Regions from separate parts of the Homo sapiens genome. Here region 2 is linked to region 1. The links are chromatin loops, found by intact Hi-C in ENCODE. Cell type or tissue: heart left ventricle. All regions are shown on one strand.

The links. Hi-C counts contacts between places; a loop is a spot of excess contacts. Peaks named below come from ENCODE experiments on the same cell type or tissue, not always from the same donor. Only the 100,000 strongest peaks of a DNase experiment are listed, where the experiment ranks them.
Region 2: a loop joins it to region 1, with 2.9 times the contacts of the local background. A loop is called at or near these places in 9 of 110 quality-filtered maps.

The regions. Positions count from the first base shown.
Region 1 is chr10:3,566,450-3,574,449 of GRCh38, reverse strand. The region is part of intron 1 of LOC105376360 (a long non-coding RNA gene); the gene reads right to left. Among named protein-coding and RNA genes, the nearest start is that of LINC02669, 68 kb to the right of the region's middle. In heart left ventricle, no CTCF peak of the experiment used is centred here; a DNase peak (open chromatin) is centred at 3,455; H3K27ac peaks cover 590 bases.
Region 2 is chr10:3,497,610-3,505,609 of GRCh38, reverse strand. LINC02669 (long intergenic non-protein coding RNA 2669) reads left to right here and starts at 2,772. Exons shown (of 5, transcript NR_155743.1): 1 at 2,772-3,279; 2 at 6,376-6,426; 3 at 7,886-7,957. The region is part of intron 1 of LOC105376360 (a long non-coding RNA gene); the gene reads right to left. It overlaps LOC124902538 (a long non-coding RNA gene), which reads right to left. Exons shown (of 2, transcript XR_007062362.1): 2 at 4,418-4,943. In heart left ventricle, no CTCF peak of the experiment used is centred here; a DNase peak (open chromatin) is centred at 4,987; H3K27ac peaks cover 1,598 bases.

The sequences.
Region 1 (8,000 bases):
CACATCTCTAAAGCAGGATTGTGAGAAAACTCTAACTACAAGTTGAAGAATCTCAGCTCCATTTATGTGAAATTGCTTAACACCAACCTAAGAGCTAGGCTTATTGAGGAGAAATAGAAGCACTCTTGGGTAAAAGGCAAAATGGTTTATATAATGGAATATCTTGCATAACAAATGAAAAGTTTTGCAGGGCTGTACATAAGTATGCAATCAAAAGGAAGGACGTAATTCACTTTTATCTTTCCAGAATCTGCTTTGACCTTCAAACAAAATCACTCGCGTTGGTATTCTCTGCAGTACCTGCGTCCTCCTCTGCACATAGTTGGTGCTTAGTAAATGTTTTTTGGTTTAATTAAACTTTCTAGTTAATACTCATATTTTAAACTATTTTGTTATAAGCTAGACTCTGGTTAGAATATGAAGAGAAATGCTTGCGAGGAGTCCATTGATGAACGCTATTTTTAATATATTTTATGAATTACCTGGTGGTGTTAAGAGAATGATTTTGCAGCTCAGATTCTGTAATTCTGTAGCTCACCAGCATTTTGTGTAAACTCAGTGAAGAACTTTAGCCTCCCTGTGCCTCGATGTCATCATTTGGGAATGAGAACCCGCAGGCTGTGAGTTGAAGTCACCTCCAACCGCATGATGACCGGGAGTTTGAAAGCAGCCTGACACCCGGCCACCAGGAACTCTAACCCTGTCGAATCTCCAACACATTACGGACAGGCCCCTGCTCCTCTGCTCATTTCTGAAACTTATTTTTAGACACTGCTTCTCCCCCACCCACCTGTCCTCACAGGACTGTGCGCTCTGGTTTGGGAACAGGGATTTGAGCTTTAGCCAAAGGGGTGTCAATGGCAGGTGCTGAAATACATCTGAACATATCTCACCCCTGAGTCCTCCTGAGGATAGAAAAAGGCACAACCTGGTATCACAGAATCTTTTATTACGGGTATGGTGATAATTCCGAGTATTTGTTCCCTAATTTTATGCAAAGCATAGGCTGTCAGTGAGAGATCAAGAATGAGTTTATGAAACAAAATAAAAACTCCACGAAGTGTCGGGGTGCACGTAGCTTCGATTTGGAACCCCTTGAAGCGATTGTAATGCAAAGAGGAAAGTGTTTTTTTCCCCACCATTTTTGTCAAAGTTTAACTTGGCATTGCCACATCCCTAGTGTCTTGTAGGGAGGCAACATCAGCTCAAGGGAGAAGGCCTCTTGGTTTAAGGAAGGAGACCTCTGTTGAGGCTCACAGATGTCCGAGTTGCTGAATATCCTGGGTGAACAGGTAGGAATAAGAGCCAATTGGTAAGGTCTATAAAGGGATTTGACTCAGATAAAATACACCTTCCACATTAACATTTATTCCCATCTTCTCACGTTAACTCTTAGGGCCTGGTTCTTTGCATGTGGGAGATGCTCAGTGGTTTTTTGAAAATCATATAGTGTTTCTTCTAACTCTGTGACTGTGAATGCATTTGTATTTTAATTGGAAGGTTAAAATACCATGAGCTATTATGGGCTATTAGGACCTAATTTTGCTGCAAGAATGAGTAGAAAAAAATGGCCCATATCTTTAATGTAGGGAAGGTAGGAGGACTTTTTGGAAAATGTAATCCAAATTTTGATCTTAAAAAGATATGAGCCATGGACTTGGATTATGCACTGTCAAAATCAGTCTAATGTGTTATTACCTCAGGAGAAAAAGTTAACCATTCTTAGAACGATCTAACCTGGTGTTTAAAAATAGAAACAAAATATTTTCCTACTCTTCAAAAGCTATGTTGCAGCTGTTCATGGGAAACTTTGCATGTATCATCCCTCATCTTGCTTTTATAGACAGACAGATACATTCTTTCAATATGGGAAGAACGGGGAACCAAATGTTAGGAGGAGGTGGCTGGAATGTCTTCCTTGTAAGAACTGACTGAAAAAATTAGAGTTCTTTTGTCTGAAAGATGAAGGCCGAGGTGAAGAAATGATCAAAGTTTGTAAATTCATGAAAGGCATTGCTAACGTGATCATGGACCTCTTAGCCAAATCCCAGAATATTTAAACTGTGGCGTCAGCCTTTGAAGTTTGAAGAGGGTAGTTTTAGGATAGATGAAAGGAAGTCCTTTCATACAGCAGAAAGGAAATTTATGGAAGTTTTCAGAAGTTACAGGCAGAAAATACTGCCTACACATTTTTAGGGGACAGGATCGATCTGTTTAAGTCTCTTGTGAGGAAGATTGTGTTACATGCAGAGCCTTTTAAGGGAATAGAAAGAGTCCATGTTCCTTATGAGACTCTCTTAGTTTCACTCTCTAGGTTATAATACATAGGGAGGAAAAATTACTTGTTCTAAGATGTTCATAATGGTTAATAAATGTTCATGTATGGAGCTAGGGTAAAAATACGAACATGACACCTGTCAGTGCCTACTCAGGCTGTGATTTCTGAACTTTCTGTTTTTAGAAGAGATTGGTGTTCTCCAACTGGGGTCACTGGAACTTCTGTCTTCATAGGAGACCTGACTTCCATTTGCCTCTGATGCTCAGGCACAGCCCTCGGACGTGGACATCATCAAACGTCCTCTTCGCCTTGGAAGGGGGCAAACAAAATCCATATTTCAACTCCATTTTCTCACTGGGAGGAGAGAGGGGCAGGTAAAACCCATATTTCCACTTCATTTTCTTTATATAGTTTGATCTCATTGTATCTAAATAATGACTTCTTAGCAACACATTCTTTTCACACGTGGGCTCTGCATCTTGATTTAGATGATTTCCACGGAAATACCTTTCCTTCCTTCCTGGCCATCTGTTTAAGTTGGACCATCATCCACCCGGGATCTATCAAGAGCTGGGCAGCACTCCGATTTCACACACGTTTCTGATCACTCTTCCTAACAATCCGGGCAAGCACACAGGGCAGAAGTCACGGACGGGCCACCTGGGCGGGCGCTCCGGCCCAAGCTTAGCAGGGCCCCATGCTGGGTTCTTTAATGCCCCCTCGTCACTGCCTTGAAATTCTTAACCTTGCTTGTTCATGGGGCCTGCATGTTCATTTTGCACTGGGTCTTGCAGATTCTGGAGGGGGTCTTGGAGAAATGTCCTTTAATCCCCGTTAACAAATGAAGAAAGGAATGATCGGAACCAGCGAGCCGCTCATCTAGCACAGGGACTCGCCAAGGGAGCGGCTGAGAGGAGTTGTCACCTTCGCAGAGAGGCCCTGCAGGCCGTCTTCCACAGTGGGAGGCCACTGGCCACACCCCCAAGGAGAACACAGCGTTGTCCCCAGTGGCACTGCTGTAGGGAGGGCAGGTTTTCCAGATGCTGGGGAAGCACAGTACTTTCTGCATTTCAGTAAAGACTCATTTCTTCTCGTTGACCTTGGACGGCCCTGCCGGATAGGAGGTGGGGACTGGCACTGGGGACAAACATGGCTCAACACACTTTCAAACACGATGCACAGCCTCGATGAAGCCAGCCAGCCCTTTTGGCTCGAGCCCCACATTCCCTGCAAATGAGTGTTCTGTACTGAAGGACAATTTCCCCCTCACTGGGGCCTTCCTGTGGCCCCTCAGCCCCTGCCCCTGTCCCCAAGGCTGTGCAGGGTGTGCTGGGCACTAGGGGACAGTGACCCCGCTGTGGTATCAGTGCTCAGGAGCAGAACAATGATGCCATTTTCTTCGCTGAAAGGTCTTTTTTCAAAGCAAAATAAAATGCCCAAGGCTCGAGGGCCTTTGTTTTTTGGCTGAAATGTCTCTGTCCTCCCAGCAGGTTCCTGTTTTGTGACAATTCCTGCCAAAAGGTGTTTGACAGGCTTGGCTCCCCAGTGACCACTCCCTGGGACAGGCCTGCTGCCCACCGATAAAATAAGAGGTGCCGCCCAAGACCCCTGTCCTCTCAGGGCTCTGGTGTTTAAAGTCTCCATTGCATGTCATCCTTTATCTCCCCACAGCTGCTGCCTGGGTGAATGAAACATTTAATGCCTTGCTTCTTGTTTTAAGTGATGTTTCAGCTAATAGCAGCAGCTGAGTAGCCAGATGGAAAGACAAGGGCTAATGCAGTGACCGAAAGGTCTTTACAGTCGAGGCTGCTGGAAGAACACAAAAGAGAAGTTGTTTTGCCCAAGAAGAGGAAGGGGCGCTTGCTTTGAAACTTCCTTTGCTCCACCGTCTAGTTTGCACCATGGCCCAGGATGACCGTGGGCAGCTTTGCACAGCTAGCGTGAAGCCGTCTCTGCCATCGTGTGCATCTGTGTTACATGTTTGAGAATGGAAGGCCGCTCCTAGGCAGTGCTGGCTGCAGGGAAGGGGACACGAACTTAGCTTAGTGCCCTAGGGTCCTGGGCTTGGCCGTCTGCATGATTTCCAGGATGATGGTGGGCAGCTTTGCACAGCTGGCGTGAAGCCGTCTCTGCCATCGGGTGCCTCTGTGTTACATGTTTGAGAATGGAAGGCCGCTCCTAGGCAGTGCTGGCTGCAGGGAAGGGGACATGAACTTAGCTTAGTGCCCTACGGTCCTGGGCTTGGCCGTCTGCATGATTTCCAGGATGATGGTGGGCAGCTTTGCACAGCTAGCGTGAAGCCATCTCTGCCATCGGGTGCCTCTGTGTTACATGTTTGAGAATGGAAGGCGGCTCCTGGGCAGTGCTGGCTGCAGGGAATGGGACACGAACTTAGCTTAGCCCTCTGCTGTCCTGGCCTTGGCCATCTGCATGATTTCTTCACAAGGGGACCCACATTTTCGTTTTGTTTGAGTCCCACAGATTTTGTCCCCAGCACTGCCTGTTAGTGTTTCCTACCAACACTAAGGCTCAGCACGGAAGGCCCCAAACTCCTTTTCTTTATGATATGAAATCACTGCGTTTCTACTTAAAATTAGATGTTATGTGCACGTGCACTATTGGGTGTGTATATGTCTGTTTTTTTTCCTTTTTTACTTTCCAAGCCTTTTCTTATTGATATATAGTAGATGTACATATTTGGGGGTACCTGTAATAATCTAATACTTCCATGTAATCAAATGGTAACTGGGATATCCATCACCTTAAATATTTATCTTTTAGTTACACTGTGTCTGTTTTTAAAGAGGTGCTTGTGAATCAGAGAAAAGAATGCTGGCAGGTGTATTTTGAATTAGAGTGATAAAAATAATAGAAAAACTTCCGAGTGAATTTCACATCCATTTGCAGTCATTGTTGCTCCATCTGTTCCAATGTAATGTGATATTTCTTACCTTCACCTCGAACGTCATGTTCTTGGATTAGATTTCAGTTTATTCACTCAGTACATGATACAATGGCTGGCCTGTTCCTCACAGGTGCATACTGAAATGAGGTGCCTTGCCCATATTATTATGGGCACATAATAATATGTGCCCATAATATTATCACAGCTCCAACCTCTACTACCAGGAAGCAAAAGGCTCACTTTTTTTTAAGTTATAAATTTTGGTAAAATTTTTCACTTTTTTTAAGTTGTAAATTTTGGTAAATTTTCTTTAAAGGGACTCTGTATGGAGCCATTGACCATGCAATCTATGCGATGGGCATGCTTGCGTTTCTAGGTGGCTTTTAATTGTAAAGGACACTAGATTTTAGAACACATGCAGGTAGTGAAATGGCTACATTTGTAAGAGGAAGAAGAAGGGTGGCAGGAGAGAGAGCCCATGTTCCTCACGGCTCTGTGTCCCAAAGCTGGCCCCAGGGCAGGTAAGGACAGGGAATTTGGGACTTGACCTTCATCTTGGTATTCGTCCCACAGTTCTAGGGTCTGGTTTGCCAGATCCTATACGGTTGGGGGGTGGTTTGCACACTTCCTGTGTTAAGGACCAGATAGTATCTATTTCAGTCTTTGTGCACTGTAACGTCTCGGTTGCTGCTACTCAACTCTGTGGCCACTGCATAAAAGCGGCATGGGCACTGTAAACCAATGAGCATAGCTGTGTTCCAACAGGAACAATCAAAAATAACAACAACCTGCTCCTCGTGCTTGTCAGATATGGTGGCCCTGATAGCTCAAGCACAAGGAATGATCAATTTTTTATACATTCTGCCATGCTGAGAGAAGGACCTAAAAAAGTCCATGCAGAGAAGTAAATGGCAAATAAGCTTCATTTATAACCTTCCCTGAGACATACATGTCTGTGCACACAGGTGGTGTGGGTGAAGGGTTAAGGACTGAAAGAGGCATGGCTCTGGTTGGACTTGAGACAAATGCGTGAAGCCTCAATATGTAGTGGATGAGCCAGTGAGGGCCTGTGAGGCCTTTTCACGCCTTGTGTTCCTGCCATACAGACCATGCCTCCTCTTCTACCAAAGGCCGGTCAATTCTCTCTCAAGGAGTGGACGATGCTACCCAGAAGGATTCTCTGAAAAGATGCAAATCTATTAGGAGGTGCTAATTTAATTTAATTTAGCATTAAATAAACTAGATCCACCAGGAGACAATGAAAAGCAGCTTCTTTCTTCCCCAGGTCTGTCCCTCTGCTGGCGTTTCCTCCCCAGAGATGGAATTCCAGGCAGGTTCCTGGAGGGATGGGCATAGACACCACTGGGTCTCCTGCGCATGAGGCCTCTGGATAGACTCCCTCTCAGCAGAGGGACCCAGCTGTCATGCACGAGGCCCACATCCAGCAAGTGCATACTGTGGTCCCATTGTCAGTAAAAGGGTATGGCCTCTCTCCCGTCTGAAAGATCCAGCCAGACTCACCTTTATCCTTTCTCAGGCATAAGTCAAATATTAGTCACTTCTTCCTCAGATCCCAGGGATGTGGCTCAAGCTCTTTAACTGCTTTTTGTGAGGCTTATCTGACTTATCCTGAGGTGAGAAGGGAGCAATTCCCTTCTCCCGTGGGGTAAGCAGAGGCAGGGCAGGCGCTTTCCAAACCTCCTCAGCCCCTCACTGCTGATGTTGTCACCTTCCCGTATATCATGGTGAAGGTGATGATGCAGTAGCTCTGCCCACGGTGCTCCCCTGTTCCCCTGTCTCCACAGCCTGAGTAGAGTGTCCAGCAGCCACCTGCAGTGGGCGAAAGTCCTTTGTGCCTGTGGTTGTTGTTGGTGGTGGTAGTGGTGCAGTTGGGAGCTTCTGCTGAAAATTTTAGGACAACAAGAGAAGCACGTCTAGCACCCAGTTACATCTGCAAACAGCCACAGCAGCAGAGCCAGCAGCTTTGCAAATGAACATGCACAAATTCTTTTGCTTCCATTTTGCTTTCTAGGTACCAGTAAGATAAGACAGAAAATGAAGAAAGGAGATAAGAGAAAAAAAAAGATGTCTGACTAAATGAGGTAAGCAAAAGCTTGCCTATCTCTTCATTATGATAAAAAAAGTATTTTCCTTTAAGAAATGTTTTTAACTGCTATCAAAAATAATCAGAGGAGGGAAAATGTGCCCTTGTAATATTTCTGGGCTTTCTTTATGTTCTTGGGCTGTTCCTATCATTTCTCTATGAGTTTGATCTGCAGCAGGTAAGAAACAGAGCCTAATGGAGCGGCACCTTGCCTTCATGTCATCAGTTCCAGCAGCTGGTCCTTGGCTCACACTGAAGAAAGAGAATGAAGCACCACTTCCTGTGAAGAAGGGTTTGTTTTGAGACAACATTGATCTCCTGTATGCTGCCAAGACATTATGTAATCAAGTGCTCTACATTTAATGTATGCATGGTGTCATGGGGCTGCTGTCATCTTTGACAAAACAATATGCTTTTTAAATGTCTACTTTTGCAGTGTGCAGTGGCTCATGCCTGTAACACCAACACTTTGGGAGGCCAAAGCAGGTGAACTGCTTGAGCCCAGGAGTTTGAGACCAGCCTGGGCAACATGAGACCTCATCTCTACAAAAAATACAAAAATTAGCCAGGCATGGTGGCAGACACCTGTAGTCCCAGCTACTCAGGAGGCTGAGGTGAGAGGGTCGAGTGAGTCTGGGAGGTGGCAGCTGCAGCATATGGCACCCCTGTGCTCCAGCCTGGGTGACAGAGTCAGACCCTGTCTCAAAACAAAC
Region 2 (8,000 bases), 69 kb after region 1:
ATTAAGACAAAGTCTTGCTGTGCCCCCCAGGCTGGAGTGCAGTGGTCTGATCTCGGTTCACTGCAACTTCCGCCTCCCAGGTTCAAGCCATTCTCTTGCCTCAGCCTCCTGAGTAGCTGGGATTACAGGCATGTGCCACTACGCCCAGCTAATTTTTGTATTTTTAGTAGAGATGGGATTTCACTATGTTGGCCAGGCTGGTCTCAAACTCCTGACCTCAGGTGATCTGACTGCCTCAGCCTCCCAAAGTGCTGGGATTACAGGCATGAGCCACGGGGTGTCCAGTGATACTACTGTATAGAAGAATCTACTTCGCCTCTTTGTAAGTCTTTACACCTATGCTAGAATGTACCCCTGCTGGCTTTCAGCCAGCCTCTGACATAGGGCAAATGTGGGGAAAAGTCACAGCACAAGCTAGACTCCATCATATCCACAACAAGGTAAACTTGAACAGTTAAAGCATGGGGGTATGAAAATAATCTTACAAATCATAGTGGACATTCTCAGCTCCGCATGCATGCCAAGAATATTTTTGGGACCATAAAATATCAGTAGAGGGAATTTTAAAGATTATGTGGCCTAATCTATTAATTTCACAGATGAGACAACTGAGGCTTAGAAAGATTAAAAAGATGCATCTAAGTTGCATCGTGGCAAGGTGAGAACTAGAATTCAGTCCTCACTCAGCCCTGTACACTGTTTCTTTACCTAAGTATACATATAGAAAAAAACATATATCCTAATAACTTTTTGGACTACAGGATTTTTCCAATGGTACAGTCTTCCAAATTTAATACATTGATATTTTCTTTTCTTTTTTTTTTTTGAGACGGAGTTTCACTCTTATTGCCCAGGTTGGAGTGCAGTGGCGCGATCTCGGCTCACTGCAACTTCCTCCTCCCGGGTTCAAGCGATTCTCCTGCCTCAGCCTCCTGAGTAGCTGGGATCACAGGCATGCACCACCAAGCCCGGCTAATTTTGTATTTTTTTTTTTTTGGTAGATAAGGGGTTTCTCCATGTTGGTCAAGCTGGTCTCGAACTCCTGACCTCAGGGGATCCACCCACCTCAGCCTCCCAAAGTGCTGGGATTACAGGCATGAGCCACTGTGCCCAGCTGGTATTTTCATACTTTTTAAAACTTCTAAAAATATATGCACACACATAAAGACATCTTGATAATTCCTATGCATTGCTATCCAGTGCTTACACATAGACGGTGCATTCTCTGGAATTCACCCTGGGTCAGAGCCTTCTCACCTCCCAGCACAAGCCAGTAGCTTAAGCCTCAGTGTCCCAGCTTCGGTGCACTGGGCAGGAGATGGGTCTCCCAAGACCACTCAGCCATGTGGTTCCTTCAGCTCTCAGCACAGCCGAGTCCAGGCTGCAGGCTCTCCATCACAAGCCAACTACAGAGTGACACATGTTCTCTACACATGCCGTGACTGAATATGTTGTGTTCTGAAAATATTTGGGAGTTAATTTGTGTTTTGTGCCTAGTGCTTCATGGACCGGTGCTCATTGCATCCTTACAGCCATCTACAAGGGTGTCACCATTATTTGTATTTTATTAGACTTAGAGAGGTGAAGTGACTTGCTCAAAATAATACGGTTAGCAAATGACTGAACCCCGACCCAACAGGGAGAATGTGGGAAGAAATCAACAAAGCTTATTTAACAGGTATCTGCCAAGGGTTGGAAAAAATAAGATTTATTGTTGCTCCACTGAGCAGAACACAGCCCATCAGAGGTTACTGCACCTTCAACGACATGTGCTTTTGACTGACCCATCAAAACACTGGTGGCAAGAGCACTAAATAAGTTGCCTATCATACTTAATCTTTCCAGGATTCAAAGAGGAGTGTAGAGTGAAATGACCTATAAGACCCCTGAGCCTAAAATATAATCTAATGGACTCAGCTTTAAAGCGCTCATTGAGAGGATGGCCAAAAACCAGCCGCCACAGTGCGAAGCACGATTCCTCCACCATCCGCAGTCCACTCGCACAAATACCCTCAGTGAAACACTTCTTTCTCTCCACCCACTTTTGAGTAGGATGAAATGGCACATTCCATTTTCAAAGTGGGCAGCTTGCACGTATCAGCAGTGCCAGGAATTTGGAAAACGATAACGTGGAACCCACAGTAACTTGCTGGCTGAATTTACTCACCCAGGTGACCCAGGTCGATGAGGGCTTCAGAGCCACGGGGATTTTAAATGCCGCTTCAAAGCCAACAAGGAGCAGAACCAGTGCTGATTCGTGTTTATGATAATGACATTTGAAAGGCTAAAAATTACAAAGTTGTTTACAGAGATGGACTTAGAAAATAATTGTATCTAATGTCTCATAAACATAAAAGAAAGTTATTTTGTAGTAGATGATTGAAAAGAAAAAATCTCCTTTAAAAAGGAAATAAATATACTAGTTTCAGACAGAAACAACTTCAAAGGCAATCAGAAAATTCAGTGGAATTTTAAAGAGGGAATCTCACTCAAAGAATTCTCTAAAATTGCCTAAACTTAAAAGCATTATTTTTCTCGAGACATTTAATTTAGATTGCATACCAAACCCTGTAATAAACCTCCTGCAAAGAAATAATAATAGACCATAGGCATTATATATGTTCACTGTTCACTGCGTGTAAATACAATGATTGACCTTCCATCAACAGACAAGAGGCATAACTCCATGGCAACAGAGAAATAGAGGTCACAATCATATTTTCCAAGGCAATTTTTGGCCCTCGGGGGATTCACTGTTATACTTGGAGGCCATGTCACCTGAGAGTCAATGGGCAACGATCAAATTTCACCTTGAGCAGATTCTTTTGTTTGCTTTTTAGTCACAAATAGCTTGGCCCTAAGTGGTGGCTCCCATTCTTGTAAGATGCGTTTATTCATCGTGTAATCACCAGTTCCCTGTAGTGGGGGCGTGGATGGAGTGTCAGAGGCTCCTGCTGGTCTTTAGGGTGTCTGGCCTCCAGGAATCCTAGAGGTAGTATTTGGAGAGATTTTTAAAAGCTTTGTTTCTGTGACCAGCAAAACCTGGATTTGACACTGAGGTCAGCCCGTTTCAGCCAGTGACGTAACCTGTCTTTTTGCCCCAGTAAATTGGGAACTACAGCACTCGATGTTAGAGTTGTCGTGAAGATTAAAGAAGGTGACGACTGGACAACTCCCAGCCCAATACCTGAAACTGTACCAGCACCCAGTGAGCACTGCTATTCCTGTGACTGCTGCACATTTGCCTTATCTCAGCAGTATGCCTGTGTCACTTTTTTGGTAAGATAGAGACCATTTTAAAATATGAAATATAAATATATTATTTAAACAATTTCCCCTTGGCTCATATAGGTTGAAACAGAAATTATTTCATGGGTTGTGAAGTTGAATGAGACTCACTACTAAGTTTTTATGTAACATAGGAATAAAAATTATTGTTATATCACTGGTGCAGATACATAAAATGTACAGATGCATAAATGTTAATATGTGTGTGTATATATATGTATAAGTTTAGTCATTTCATAGATCGTGGGTAAATGACATTAACAAGCAAAATACATTGGAGAATTTCATTTGTTCTGAATAATAAATATATTACAGAAACAAAACTGCAGTATCAAAAGACAGCACTTTAGCAAGTATGGAGTTTGTAATAAAAGGCTTTTTTGTAGGCTAACGTCAAGACTTTCACAGTAGTTTAACTGAAGAATCTGCAAAATTTAACAGTTATTCCAATCCCTTCTATGTTAAGGATTACCCTTCAATCAATGTCTCATTTTCTCTCTAAAATCTATTGAAAAAGAAAAAAAAAAACACAACAGAACCAGGATTGTTCCTCTGGCTAATGGTGTCACACGTAAAATGCTCAATCACAGCGTGATTTGAAAAGGCTCAAAGCAGAACTTCTAAATTTGAGCTGCTATTGATTTCCCTGGAAACTGAAGGAAAGAGGCCGATTGCTATTTGACAGTGAGGTTAGAATTTTTATAAAATATTTTCTCTTTTAAAAATCCATAATATATTTCTTTTCTTTTTTTTTTTTTTTGAGAGTTTTGCTCTCGTTGCCCGGGCTGGTGTGTGTGATGCGATCTCGGCTCACTGCAATCTCCACCTCCCAGGTTCAAGCAATTCTCCTGCTTCAGCCTCCCATGTAACTGGGATTACAGGTGCCCACCATCATGCCCGGCTAATTTTTGTATTTTTAGTAGAGATGGGGTTTCACCATATTGGCCAGGCTGGTCTCGAACTCCCAACCTCAGGTGATCCACCCGCCTTGGTCTCCCAGAGTGCTTCAATTACAGGCATGAGTCACCGTGCCCAGCCAAAAATCCATAATATATTTCTATAATTGTCTTCTTTACTGTGAGTTCTCCAAGTCAAACAACTATGTATATTAAAACAATGATGTATATCATAAAATTTACATGATTGGTCTTTATTAAACAATCCTTCACTCTCTTCTCCTCTGAACATGATGAACCTCCCTAAGGAATAAAGTCAGGACATTTTAAGGGTTTGAGCAAATGAATCATTTCATCTTCAATTTCAGAAAATAGGTCTTCATGAAAGCAAAAGGAAATCTGATTTTCCAAGTGATATGACACATCAGGAGAAACACGGGCTTCTAAAGAATATACACACTTAAAAATGGATTATTTACAATTTTTAAGCATAAAACACACATCAGGAGAAACACAGGCTTCTAGAGAATACACACACTTAAAAATGGATTATTCACAATTTTTAAGCATAAAACAAGACACAGTGTGTGCACACACGTGCACTGCTGATTTCTGTTGCTGGAGGCACGGCGCTGTCTTCGGGGTTGTCGTCATTGCTAGCTGGTCAACACCGCACTTGTGTTGTAGCCTTCAAGGCCGAACCCTGGTTTCTGACATCACTTGGCAGGGTTGCTATGGGAACAGTGGCTTTGTGTGTCCCTGAGGGAACAAAGGGGGATTGCCATTAGCGGACTTCAGAGCGGGCCTGGTGCCCTATTGGTACAGGATCGCAGAACAGCACATTCAACGTTATCGCCAAGGCAAAATTCCATTCATGCTTCACATGTCTTCTTCCAGCAAACACGTCTTTGAGTGCATGTTATTGCCACAGCTTTGGGACAGGGGCCAGGACAACAGGGAGACTTTTCAGGGCTGGGCAGGGATCGCCCGTCAAGAGCAAGGGGCAGGGTTTTGAATCATGTCTTTTGTCTTCTGAATCCCAAATGACGGCTGTTTCCAGGAAATTTCAGTTTCTTTTGTCATTTTTTTTTTTTTAAATCTTGGGGTATGTGTAAGACTAATTTTAAAGTCCATGAACAATCAGTCAGATAACAGTCTGACTTTCCCAACTCCTGCCCAAAACCAAAATTAGCTAAACTCAGGCACCTGGCTAATGGATACAGACCGCCCTCATGAAAAATTAGGGACAATTTAAGAAATCTATTTAATAGATTTAACAATGACTTATTATTTAATAATATTTAATAAAGATTAAAGTTACAGCTATTATGCCCAGCAAGTTCTCTCATATAACTATATAATTGTTCACAGACAGAATATCTTCATTTAGGACATTCCCTTTATTAATTTGACCTTAAAATATTTTGACTTTATTATGCATGTCATAAGTATATGATTAATTTAGAGAAAAATTAGCACATAAATATAAGTATCATTCAGATCAAGTAATAGAACATTATTACCATTCCAGAACCCTCCTTCCTACCCTTGCAATCATAGCCCTTCAAAAGGTAACCAGGCAAGGCACAGTGGCTCATGCCTGTAATCCTAGCACCTTGGGAGGCCGAGGTAGGAGGAGTGCTTGAACTCAGGAGTTCAAGACCAGCCTGGGCAACATGGCAAAACTCAATCTCTACCAAAAAAAAAGAATAATAAATAAATACAAAAATTAGCTGGATGTGGTGGTGTGCGCCTATAGTCCCAGCTAGTGGGGAGCCTGAAGTGGGAGGATGGCTTGAGCCAGAGAGGCTGCAGTGAGCCAAGATCATGCCACTGCACTCCAGCCTGGGCAACAGAGTGAGACCCTGTCTCAAAACAAAACAAAACAGAACAAAACAAAACACTATAGGTAGCCACTATTCTGATGTCTGTCATTATAAACTTATTTTACTGGTTTTTTCTTTATATAAATAGAATTATACGTATCAAAGAGAGTATACTGACTCAGCAATCTGTCTTATGGGTGTGCATCTGTAGTTATTTTTCATTGCTGTCTACGTTCCCTGGTATGACTATAAACACGATGTAGCGTAATACTATTCATGGACATTTGAGCTGTTTCCAGCTTGGGGCTATTTATGGAAAAAGCTACTCTAAACATTTTCACCAGTATCTTTTCTCTTGGTACTAGGCACTCTTTTCTCATGGGTACATTCAGAGAAGAGGAATGTTTGTTCACTGGGTAAGCCTAAATTCCTTTTAGTAGATACTGCAAATAGTTCCACAAAGTACCCTTTCCAGGTAGATGAGGCTCTGGCCAGAGTTAATGAGAGCTCTTCTTTGTCGACACTTTTAATTGTCAGATTTTTTTTGTTTGTTTTTTGCTTTTTTTGTGCCATTTTGGCAGGTGTGCTGTCTCATTTTCATTCATTCACTGTCATTTTAATTTGTACTCAGATGATCCTTGGTGCCCACCATTCAGAGCACTTATTTGGAGGATGTGTGTGTAGTGAAGTTTTCAGCCCATTTTGCCTTCAATTGAATGTTCTTTTCCTATTAGTTTGTAGTAGTTCTTCATATATATATTCTATGTGTGAACCTTTGTTGAATATATATACCATAATTATCTTCTATACTGTGGTTTGCCTTTTGATTCTCTTAATGGTATATTCTGTAACACAGAGTTCTAGTTTAAAGCACTAGTTTTCAGTCTTTTTTTCTTCTGTGGTAAGTCCTCTGTGTATATGTTTATTGTTTTAGAAATCTTTGATTTCTTCAAGGTCTTCTCAGTATTTTTTCATGACCGCTTTTAGAAAAGATTTTTGATTTTTCTTATTTCAATACAAAACACCTGGAACGATTTTTGTTTATTGTGTGAGGTAGAGATCAAAGGCTTTTTAAAAATATGGATATATAATGGAAACAATCCATACTTATAAGAAAGATTGCTTTCCCTCAATGCATAGCAAAGAGTTTTTTTTCCCCTCTTCTTTCTTTCCCCACGAATCATGTGAATAGTAAGCGTGGGTTTTCTTCTGCACTCTATTCTATGACACTGACCTATTTGTCTATTCTCACACCAATCAGCACTATGCCATTTTCATTGCTGCAGCTTTAACAAGGTTTGAGATCTGAGAGTAAAAGACCTCTAAGCTTGTTTTATATTCTCAATTTGTCTTCATTATTTTTTATCCTTTTTGTTTTCATACACATTTTAGGATCAGCTTTTCAATTTGTAAAATAGAAGGGCTGAGATTATGAGAGGAGTTACACTGAATTTTTAAATCAATTTAGGAGAATAAACTTAATTACAATATTGATTCTTAGAATCCTTCAATAATGTATGCTGTTTATTTTCTTAAGACTTCTTGAATATCTCTCAGTAATGTTTACAGTTTTCTGTGTAAAAGACTCTTGCACACATGACTTTTATTCCTAGAAATTTTATTTTTTCTGCTACTGTAAAAGTTTTCACTTTAAATAAAATTTTTACACAGTTCATTAAAGTATATGGAAACACACCTGATTTCTCACATTAGCCTTTCATCGGTAATGCTGTTAAACTCACTGACTTATTCTAATAGTTGATCTGTATATCCGAATATATTTTCTATCTACACAATCATGCTGATAATGCAAAATGACAGTTTTACTTTATCTTTCCAATTCTCACGACTTTTCCTTTGTTTGCCTTATTGCAGTGAAGAGAACATCCCGTGTACTATCGTGTAGAAGTTGTAGTAGACGCTGTGGTCTTTCCAACAACAAACAAAGTAAGTTTTCGAAGTTTTATTATCAAGTATGATAACCTCTGTA